Linked DNA regions of Homo sapiens: regions 2 and 3 are each linked to region 1. A link is a contact called in ENCODE Hi-C or POLR2A ChIA-PET data. All regions are on one chromosome and are shown on one strand. The core of a region is the stretch at or near the end of the contact, and the rest is flanking DNA. Distances in the headings are between cores, read along the strand shown.

The links. A loop is a pair of places that touch in the nucleus more often than their neighbours do. ChIA-PET counts read pairs that join two places held with the same protein, here RNA polymerase II (POLR2A). Pooled maps may share reads with other maps.
Region 2: a loop to region 1 is called in a map of CD8-positive, alpha-beta T cell, with 25 times the contacts of the local background. The contact joins the promoter of ERV3-1 here to the promoter of ZNF107 in region 1. A Hi-C loop is called at or near these places in 7 of 168 maps with a recorded cell type or tissue (B cell, CD4-positive, alpha-beta T cell, CD4-positive, alpha-beta memory T cell and 3 more), 23 of 37 single-sample maps with no recorded cell type and 20 of 50 pooled maps. POLR2A ChIA-PET finds 5 or more read pairs at or near these places in 16 of 52 experiments (CD4-positive, alpha-beta T cell, CD4-positive, alpha-beta memory T cell, CD8-positive, alpha-beta T cell and 11 more).
Region 3: a map of B cell shows a loop between it and region 1 (18-fold over the local background). The contact joins the enhancer-like site here to the promoter of ZNF107 in region 1. A Hi-C loop is called at or near these places in 1 of 168 maps with a recorded cell type or tissue (B cell), 3 of 37 single-sample maps with no recorded cell type and 10 of 50 pooled maps.

Annotation. Positions count from the first base shown.
Region 1 is chr7:64,664,344-64,667,439 of GRCh38, forward strand. ZNF107 (zinc finger protein 107) reads left to right here and starts at 1,790. Exons shown (of 4, transcript NM_001282359.2): 1 at 1,790-1,942. The coding sequence starts at 1,940. RefSeq lists enhancers at 1,528-1,677, 1,828-1,977, 1,998-2,117.
Region 2 is chr7:65,004,749-65,007,936 of GRCh38, forward strand. ERV3-1 (endogenous retrovirus group 3 member 1, envelope) reads right to left here and starts at 1,939. Exons shown (of 2, transcript NM_001007253.4): 1 at 1,793-1,939. It overlaps ERV3-1-ZNF117 (ERV3-1-ZNF117 readthrough), which reads right to left and starts at 1,998. Exons shown (of 4, transcript NM_001348050.2): 1 at 1,793-1,998. RefSeq lists an enhancer at 1,870-1,929 and a silencer at 2,030-2,199.
Region 3 is chr7:65,079,949-65,083,536 of GRCh38, forward strand. No RefSeq gene overlaps it. Among named protein-coding and RNA genes, the nearest start is that of SNORA15B-1, 11 kb to the left of the region's middle. RefSeq lists an enhancer at 647-1,541. Within about 2 kb of position 1,669, at least 29 of the 41 ENCODE cell types and tissues checked have a DNase peak (open chromatin) inside an H3K27ac peak, as active enhancers do; they include B cell, where a contact is called at or near this core.

The DNA of each region.
Region 1 (3,096 bases), core at 540-3,039:
GGAAGCCTGTCAAATATGTCATAGGGTTAAAACACTTCACTAAAATAGGACCACAGATCACCATAAAATAATAGTCATTTATTTATCCAAAGTGATAATTAAAAGATTTTAAAAACAAAATCATTTACTGTTTGATACAGGAGATTCAGTTTTCCAGTCAAAAAACCTGAGAAAGACTGCATGAGAAAAATTCTCTTTTTTACTTTCTTTATTTTAAAATTTATTCAAAAGGTGGACAAAAATATTGTACTATGTCATATTGATATGTAAAATTTTTGTTCAAAAGAAAATCAACTTTTACTTTTGTATTACTGTATTATTAATACTAAAGCTAACTTTAATAAAACCTTATAAATAAATCCATCAAATGTGTCATTTTTGGCTACTGTAGATTTTCATAAATATTTTATAGTCTATTATAATAAATTTTTCAACTTTTTATATTATATTTTTGGTTTTTTCTTTTTTCAATTTGAAACAATCATTAAGTAATTTCAAACTAGATAAAATGTTTCTAACTTTCTTCCTTAAAAGCATATTTTACTTTTGTTTATACATTCTCTATGCAGAATTGTTTTTCATACATCTAGTAGTTTTAATTATATACATATTAATTACATTAATTCTTAACAACCTTAGGTTATTTTATTCCTGCTGTCCTCTGCTCTTTTTATGGCCACGGTCTGTTCCACCTCAGAACTGAAGAGAGATGTTGGTAGGGAGAGGCTCTTCCCTCACCTCTGGCAGAAAAGGAATGTTCAGGCCCTTCAAACCCCTGTTGTCAAAGCTGCACTTTAATGTGACAGCTATTGGCCATGTATGGCTACTGGGTGTCCGGAATGTGGCTGGTCAGAACTGCGATGTGCTAGAAAGGTAAAATACAGAGTTAAAGATTTAGTTCCAAAAATATACACACTTTATTAATAATTACATATTGCTCAGATATTAATATAATATTTTTGATATAGTGGGTTAATTAAATGGTTAGAATGAATTCCACCTGTTTCTTCTTCCTTCCTTTTTTTTTTTTTTTTTTTTTGAGACGGAGTCTCACTCCGTCGTCCAGGCTGGAGTGCAGTGGCACTATCTCGGTTCACTGCAAGCTCTGCCTCCTGGGTTCACACCATTCTCCTGCCTCAGCCTCCCGAGTAGCTGGGACTACAGGCCCCCGCCACCGCGCCGGGCTAATTTTTTGTATTTTTAGTAGAGACGGGGTTTCACCGTGTTAGCCAGGATGGTCTCGATCTCCTGACCTCGTGATCCGCCCACCACGGCCTCCCAAAGTGCTGGGATTACAGGCGTGAGCCACCGCGCCTGGCCTTCTTCTTCCTTCTTGAAGTTTGACTGCTAGAAAATTTAGAATACACATGTGGCTCACGTTTTATTTCAGAGGATTGCCTCCTTTTTAAACTCTCAATCGGCCTGCTCAAAGGACCAGAATTCAGAAAGGGCATAAAATCTGGAATTTTAAAATAATTGTTATATTATTTTCATGTGTGAATAGCCACATAATATATTATTTATAAATGCATATGACTTTATATACAGGTTAAATGCAAATGCCTTCTGGGGTGGACCTGGCTCAACTCAGGGAGGAGCCCTGCCTGAAAAGGCTGCAGCTTAGGTTTCACTTTATCTTCTTCCAGCCCAGCATCTGAGCACAGCTTCTGTCACTCAGGGCCTGAGGGAGCAGGGCAGCAAACGTTATCCAATCAGGACTGCTGGGCTGGGAACCGTCCAATCAGGCACGCAGCTGGAGCGGACAGGACGGCTTCCGGGATTTGGCGGGGCCTTTGTCTCTGGCTGCAGCCGGAGCTCCTGCTCTCCTCCTCACTGCTCAGTGTCCTCTGCTCCTAGAGGCCCAGCCTCTGTGTCCCTGTGACCTGCAGATATTGGGAGATCCACAGCTAAGACGCCGGGACTCCCTGGAAACCTAGAAATGGTGAGAGTGCTGGGTCCGACATCCCGAGAGAGGGGGAGGGGCTGGTTGGAACCGATCGGAAGTGGCTGTGGCTGGACTCGGGCCTCCAAAGTCCGCGGCCCCAAGTTCTCCTTGGCGCAGCTCGGCCCTCAGTCCCCCGCGGCCCCGAGTTCTCCTTGGCGCAGCTCGGTCCTCAGTCCCCTTCAGCCGTAAGATGGCGGCTGGGCTGACAGCCGGGACCCTGGGCGTCCTGTCTCCTCCCTGCTCAGTGACTGTGCCCTGGCCTGGAGCCCTCTCCGGGCGGCTTTGCACCCGCAGCGCGGCATCTCTCCCCGATTGTGCAGGGATGCCGGGAGGGTCATCAGGGGAGAATCCTGACTCGGGATGCGGGGTTCATGAATGGGAAAAGCTTTAGTCTGTGGGGTTCCTAGTCCATCTTTTTTCTCTTAAAAATCTATGGAAGTCACCACAAAAATGTTAAAGAATTTAATCAAAGAGTAATTGAAGAATTATAGAGCACCCAGCTGTGGTTTGTAGTTTATTTTCCATGGGAGGGGCTTGAAGAAAAGACTTTTAGAAGGTGCATGATAAAGGAAAGCAAACTCAATAATTGGTTAGGTAGAGTTACGTAGTTTCTTAGTTTTAGATGAAGGTGGAAATTTTCTGGTCACGTAATCAGAGCTTAATTGGCAGTTCATGGTTGATTAAGTCTAAATTTTGTTTTCCCCAATGTAGTAATTTACAAAAAAAAAGCATTTGAGTTAGATTTTTTAAAAAGTAAAAACCCTGGGACTAGAGCCACCTCAGTCTAATTGCCTGCCATTTAGTTATTTTCACACTCCACAGGGGACAGATTTTCCCCTGCAACTTTCACGTGTCTCAAGCAGGGTCTCAAGACTACTCCCTATTCCCCATTCTTTTAGCCTAACTGACTTTCAGTAAAATGCTAAATTTCCAGTTTCCTTTGACATTCCCAAATCCCAGCTTCCCCTCCCTAATTCACATTATCAACTATTTGTCCTTTAGTGTACATTTTAGATACTGTATTTTAATTAATCATTGTTGACAAATTATTGGGTGGCACTTTAAACAAATTGTTTGCTGTTTGAAAATATTTCCAATGAGAAGAAAACAAAAAATAATCCCCTGACACTGTATTGTAAAAAAAAGTCTGT
Region 2 (3,188 bases), core at 689-3,188, 340 kb after region 1:
TGCTCACTTAAGTGCTCAGTGACCACCCTCTCCAGAGACACTGTACTAGGCCCCATTGAGTGCCCCAAGGTGCATTTCACTTTGCAAGTTGCTGCACCATCTCACTGGGGCCAGGTTTGATTTTTTTTTTTTTTTTTTTTTTGTCTTTTGGGATACTATTTTCTCTTTCATAATTCTTGGAGAATCCAGGTGGCAGTAATTATTTGTTTTTCCCTCATTACCACCATCTGATTGGCTGACCAGCAATGTGTCTTCGAGAAATGGAACCCGGGTTGCTTGAAGACAATCTTAACTTCTCTAAGGGTTTGCTTTTCAAAGGAAGAGTACCCCAGGAGACTCCTCTCAGCCTCAGGGCATCCACCTGCTCCCTTGAGAGGCTACACTCCAACTTCAGGCTGTCCTGTCTCCCATTCCCAGATATGCGAAGTTTCATTCCAGGCCAGGAGCTGAAATTTACTAGACATTGTAGCATACACAGCCACAGTGGATATCTTGATTTATCCCCAGACAGTACTGAAACCCAGAACCAGGGAAAAAACTGAAGGGTGGCTGAGGACACATTACCTTATAAAGTTTCCAAAGGGAAACCCTGACCCAAAAATATTCTGATAAGGTTTCTGTGGCTAGAGGCAATAAAAGGAAAGGAGGCACAGAACATTTTTTACAATACAGTGTCAGGGGATTATTCTTTGCTTTCTTCTCTTGGGAAATCTTTACAAACAGAAAACAAATCTTTTTTAAAATGCCAGCCAATGCTTTGTCAAAAAATGATTAATTAAAATATGGTACCTAAAATGTACACTAAAGTGTACATTAAAGGACAAATAGTTGATAATGTGAATTAGGGAGGGGAAATTGGCATTTGGGAATGTCAGAAGGAACTGGAAATTTAGTATTTTACTGCAAGCCAGAGTTAGGCTGGAGGAATGGGAAATGGGGAGAAGTCTTGAGACCCTGCTTGAGACAGAAGTGAAAAATGCAGAGGAAAATCAGTGCCCTGTGGAGTGTGAAAATAATTAAGTGGCAGGCAATTAGACTGAGGTGGCTCCAGTCCTAGGGTTGCTACTTGCAAAAAAATCTAACTCGAATGATTTTTTTCTAAAGTATTACATTGGGGGAAAATAAAATTCAGGCTTAACCAACTATAAACTGCCAATTAACCTCTCATTACATGACCAGGGAATTTCCACCTTGATCGTACAAATTAAGAAACTACATAACTTTACCTAACCAATTATTGAATTTGCTTTCCTTTATCATGCACTTTATAAAAGTGTTTTCTTCAAGCCCCTTCCATAAACCACAAACTACAAAACATAGCTTGGTGCTCTACAATTCTTGAATTACTCTTTAATTAAATTCTTTAATATTTCTGCGGAGACTTCCACAAATTTTTAATAGAAAAAAAGGGGGACTGGGAACCCCGCAGACCAAAGCTCTTCCCATTCATGAACTCTGCATCCTGAGTCAGTATTCTCCCCTGACGACCGTCCAGTGGTCCCTGCACAATCGGGGAGAGCTGCGGCAGTGGGGGCAGAGCTGCCCACAGAGGACTCCAGAACAAGGCACAGTCACTGCGCAGGGAGGAGACAGGATGCCCGGGGTCCGAGCTGTCAGCCCGGCCGCCATCCTATGGCTGAAGGGGACTGAGGGCCGAGCTGCGCCAAGGAGAACTCGGGGCCGCGGATTTTGGAGCCAGCTGCGGGGAGGCCAGAGTCCCGCCACAGCCACTTCCCACCAGTTCCAACCAGCCCCGCCCCCTCTCTCGGGATGTCGGACCCGGCACTCTCACCATTTCTAGGCTTCCAGTGGGTCCTGGCGTCTTAGCTGTGGATCTCCCAATACCTGCAGGTAACGAGGCCACAGAAGCTGGGCCTCTAGGAGCAGAAGACACAGAGCAGTGAAGACTACACCAGAAGCTCCGGCTGCCGCCAGAGACAAAGGCCCCACCAAACCCGGAAGCCGTCCTGTCTGCTCCAGCTGAGTGCCTGATTGGACGGGTCCCAGCCCAGCGTCCCTGATTGGATAATGTTTAGGGCCCCACCCTCTCAGGCCTTGATTGACAGAAGACGTGCTCAGATGCTGGGCTGAATGTAGAGTGAACCCTAAGCCTTTTCAGGCAGAGCTTCCTCCCTGAGCTGACCCAGGCCCTCCCCAGACGGCATTTGCCTTGTAAGGCAACCGTCTGAAATAAAATGTGAGCCATGTGTGAATTCTAAATTTTCTAGTAGTTAAGAAGAAAGAAGAAACAGGTGAAATTCATTCTAACCATTTAATAACCCAATATATCCAAAATATTATTTTAGTATAGGAGCAATATGTAATTATTAATGTAGTGTATATATTCTTGGAACTAAATCTTTAAATCTAACCCTGTATTTTACCTTTCTAGCACATCGCAGTTCAGACCAGCCATATTCCAGCTATCCTGTAGCCACACATGGCCAATAGCCACCACATTGAAGTGCAGCTCTGATTTCATACTTCCTCTCTCTCTCTCCTCAAACCTCCTGTGCTTCCTTCCCTCCCTCCCTTCTGCTAAGCTGATGCTCACTTCTCCAACGTTACTAGAAGCCCTCAGAGTGAATGTTCTTATCTTCCCACCATCCACCGACTGTGTCTCTGTTCCTTCCACTGTCACTGTGTAATAATTGCCCTTCTGCGGCTGGGCATGGTGGCTCATGCCTGTAATCCCAGCACTTTGGGAGGCTGAGGTGGGAGGACTGCTTGAAGCCAGGAGCTTGAGACCAGCCTGGGCAACATAGTGAGACTCCATCTCTACAAAAAAGTTTAAAAATTAGCCATGGGCTGGGTACGGTGGCTCACGCCTGTAATCTCAGCACTTTGGGAGGCTGAGGTGGGCGGATCACCTGAGGTCAGGAGTTCAAGACCAGCCTGGCCAACATGGTGAAACCCTGTCTCTATAAAAATACAAAAATTAGCTGGGCCTGGTGGCGTGCACCTGTAATTCCAGCTACTTGGGAGGCTGAGGCAGGAGGGTCACTTGAACCCAGGAGGTGGAGGTTGCAGTGAGCCAAGAACGCACCATTGCACTCCAGCCTGGGTGACAGAGCGAGACTGTGTCTCAAAAATAAAAATAAAAGTTAGCAAGGCGTGTTGGTGTGCACCTGTGGTCCCAGCTACTCAGGAGGCTGAGCTGGGAGGATAACTTGAGCTCACGAGTTCAA
Region 3 (3,588 bases), core at 419-2,918, 420 kb after region 1:
CTTGGCCTCCCAAAGTGCTGGGATTATAGGTGTGACCCACTATGCCTGGCCTTGAAAATCCATTTTATTTTATTTTTTTAATTTATTTATTTTTTTGAGACGGAGTCTCGCTGTCACCCAGGCTGAAGTGCAGTGGCACGGTCTCGGCTCATTGCAAACTATGCCTCCCGGGTTCACGCCATTCTCCTGCCTCAGCCTTCCCAGTAGCTGGGACTACAGGCGCGCGCCATCACGCCTGGGTAATTTTTTTTTGTGTGTATTTTCAGTAGAGACGGGGTTTCACCGTGTTAGCCAGGATGGTCTCGATCTCCTGACCTCATGAACCGCCCGCCTCGGCCTCCCAAAGTGCTGGGATTACAGGCGTGAGCCACCATGCCCAGCCGAAAATCCATTTTATTTATTTATTTACTTATTTAGGTGTGACCCACCATGCCTCGCCTTGAAAATCTTATTTATTTATTTAGAGACGGAGTTTTGCTCTTGTTGCCCAGGCTGGAGTGCAATGGCGCGATCTCGGCTCACTGCAACCTCCACCTCCCGGGTTCAAGCAATTCTCTGCCTCAGCCTCCCGAGTAGCTGGGATTACAGGCGCCCGCCACCACGCCTAGCTAATTTTTGTATTTTTAGTAGAGACGGGGTTTCACCATGCTGGCCAGGCTGGTCTTCAACTCCTGACCTGGTGATCCACCCACTCGGCCTCCTAAAGTGCTGGGATTACAGGTGTGAGCCACCGCACCCGGCCAGTCCCTTATATAAATTTTTAAAAAGATGTTTTCTTCGTTTCCTAGCCCCTTCTACCCACCTACAAAGTTCCAAAGGCTTTAATGCTATTGCAACGGCAGTCAGAGGTCAAGCTGGTGGGGGTGCGGTGCAGCTCCCTAACGCGGGGCAGCCTCAAAGGGGGCCGACCCTGCCCAGCACGAATGGCACCGGGCGGTGGGGGACGCTCCCGAGGTCCCGGGAACATGGCTGGGGGAAGTGTTGGGGGGTGCACATACCCAGGCTCAGCTGAGGCGAGTGCGCGGCCAGGGCTGCAGCTGGCGCTGGCTGGCACTTGCGCCGGCCATTGAGGAGCTTCTGGGCGACCCTGCACTCGTGCCTACCAGGCGCCAGCCGGTAGGTGCGCAGCGCCTGCTCCAGCAGCGTCAGGCCTTTGCTGCGCGGACCCCTCAGGCCGGGAAGTCACGCAGGTGGTAGTAGTCCAGGTGGTCGTAAACTCCTCCTCATAGCTTATGGGTGGTGGCGGCTGGGCTGAAGACGGCGGACAGGACATCCCGCCCGGCCGCCTGTGGTCACCCTCCCGCGCAGGCGCTCTCCTGGAAGACCCAGCACCTGGAGTTCCGATTGGCTCTGCGTGAGGGGCGGGCCTTTGCGACATCTTGGGGGGCGCCTTCGGTGACGTCACAGGGGCGGGCCTTCTGTCACGTCACAAGGGCTGTACAGTGCCTGGAGCTGGGCAGTCTTCTCAGAGTGGAGCCTGGTAACCGCGACCTCCCCGCCAGTTCCTGTGTGTTGCTGGCTGGAAAGGGGTAGTTGACAAACTCCCACCCAGCACAGTATTTATGTCGGTCAAAAATGGAAAACTATGTGTCCGGGCGTGGCCAGGAAGGAGGATCCCTTCAGGCCAAGAGCAGCCTAGCAATATGGCGCAACCCCACCTCTGTAGTCCAACCTCAGCCTCCCAGCTACTTGAACCCCAAGATTCAAGGCTCCAATGATCTGTGATCTCACCACAGCACTCCTGCCTGCGAGACTGAGGTAAACCCTGTATAAAAAAATAAAAAAGAAAACTATGCAAGTGTACAACCGGGAGGGACTGCTTAAAGAACACATGAGGCTGCCTGGGCCGTGCTATCCCGGCACTTTGGGAGGCCGAGGCAGGAGGATGGCTTGTGTTCAGGAGTTCGAGATGCGCCTGGGCAACATGACGCAACCCCGTCTCTACGGAAGATACAAAGATTAGCCAGGCGCGGTGCACGCTTGGCCTAATTTTTGTATCTTTCGTAGAGATGGGGGGGTCTTGCTATGTTGCCCGGGCCGGTCTCGAACTCCTGGGTTCAAGCGATCTTCTCACCTTGGCCTTTAGAGTTGTTGGGATTACAGGCGTGAGCCACCGCACCCTCCTGGGCTAGGCTATTTAATAACATAAGAAAGTGCGGTGGCTCACGCCTGTAATCCCAACACTTTGGGAGGCCGAGGCGGGTGGATCACCTGAGGTCAGGAGTTTGAGACCATCCTTGCCAATATGGTGAAACCCAGTCTCTACAAAAAAATACAAAAATTAGGCCGAGCGCGGTGGCTCACACCTGTAATCTCAGCACTTTGGGAAGCTGAGGCGGGCTGATCACCTGAGGTTGGGAGTTCAAGACCAGCCTGACCAACATGGAGAAATCCCATCTCTACTAAAAATACAAAATTAGCCGGGCATGGTGGTGCATGCCTGTAGTCCCAGCTACTCAGGAGGTTAAGACAGGAGAATCTCTTGAACCCAGGTGGCGGAGGTTGCAGTGAGCCGAGAAGCATCACTGCACCCTAGTCAGGGCGACAGAGCAAGACTCCAGAGCTTGAGACCAGCCTGGGCCATGTAGTGAAACCCTGTTTATACAAAACAAACAAAAAAAGCCAGGTGTACCTGTGTCCACCTGTGGCCCTGCTACTTAAGAGGCTGAGGCAGGAGGATAAGTTGAGGCCAGGAGCTGAAGGCTGCAGTGAGCTATGGTCATCCCACTGCTCTCCATCCTGAGCAATAGAATGAAACCTTGTCTCTAGATAGCTAGCTAGCTAGGTAATTGATACGTAGTTTTCTATCGGAAATCTTTTTCCTAGACTTGAACATGTTTTTCTAAAGTAGCATTCAACACATCAGCATTTTACAGTGTTATTAGTTGTTAATATGATTATGTTTTTCTGAAATACAGTATTCTTTACCAAAGCAGTGTTGTCTTTCAAAGCACATACATAGGTCCTCCAGTGAATTTGTCTGATGTTGGCGACCTTCACTTTCTGGTGACTGAGTCAACAGTATCTGTTTCATAAATAATGTAGCCCTATTTTTTTTGAGACAGGGTCTTGTTCTGTTACCTGGGCTGGAGTGCAGTGGCATGATCTCTGCTCACCATAACTACCGCCTCCTGGGTTCAAGCGATTCTCCTGCCTCAGCTTCCTGAATAACTGGGATTACAGGCGCCACCACATCTGGCTAATATCTTTTTGTTTTTGTTTTTGAAACGGAGTTCGCTCTTGTTGCCCAGGCTAGAGTGCAATGTCGCCATCTCGGCTTACTGCAACCTCCACCTCCCGGGTTCAAGCGATTCTCCTGCCTCAGCCTCCCGAGTAGCTGGGATTACAGGCATGCGCCACCATGCCTGGCTAATTTTGTATTTTTAGTAGAGACAGGGTTTCTCCATGTTGGTCAGGCTGGTCTTGAACTCCCTACCTCAGGTGATCCGGCCACCTCAGCTTCCCAAAGTGACAGGTGTGAGCCACCGCGCCCAGCCTAATTTTTGTATTTTTAGTAGAGATGGGGTTTCACCATGTTGGCCAGGATGGTCTTGAATTCCTGACCTCAAGTGACCTGCCTGCCTTGGC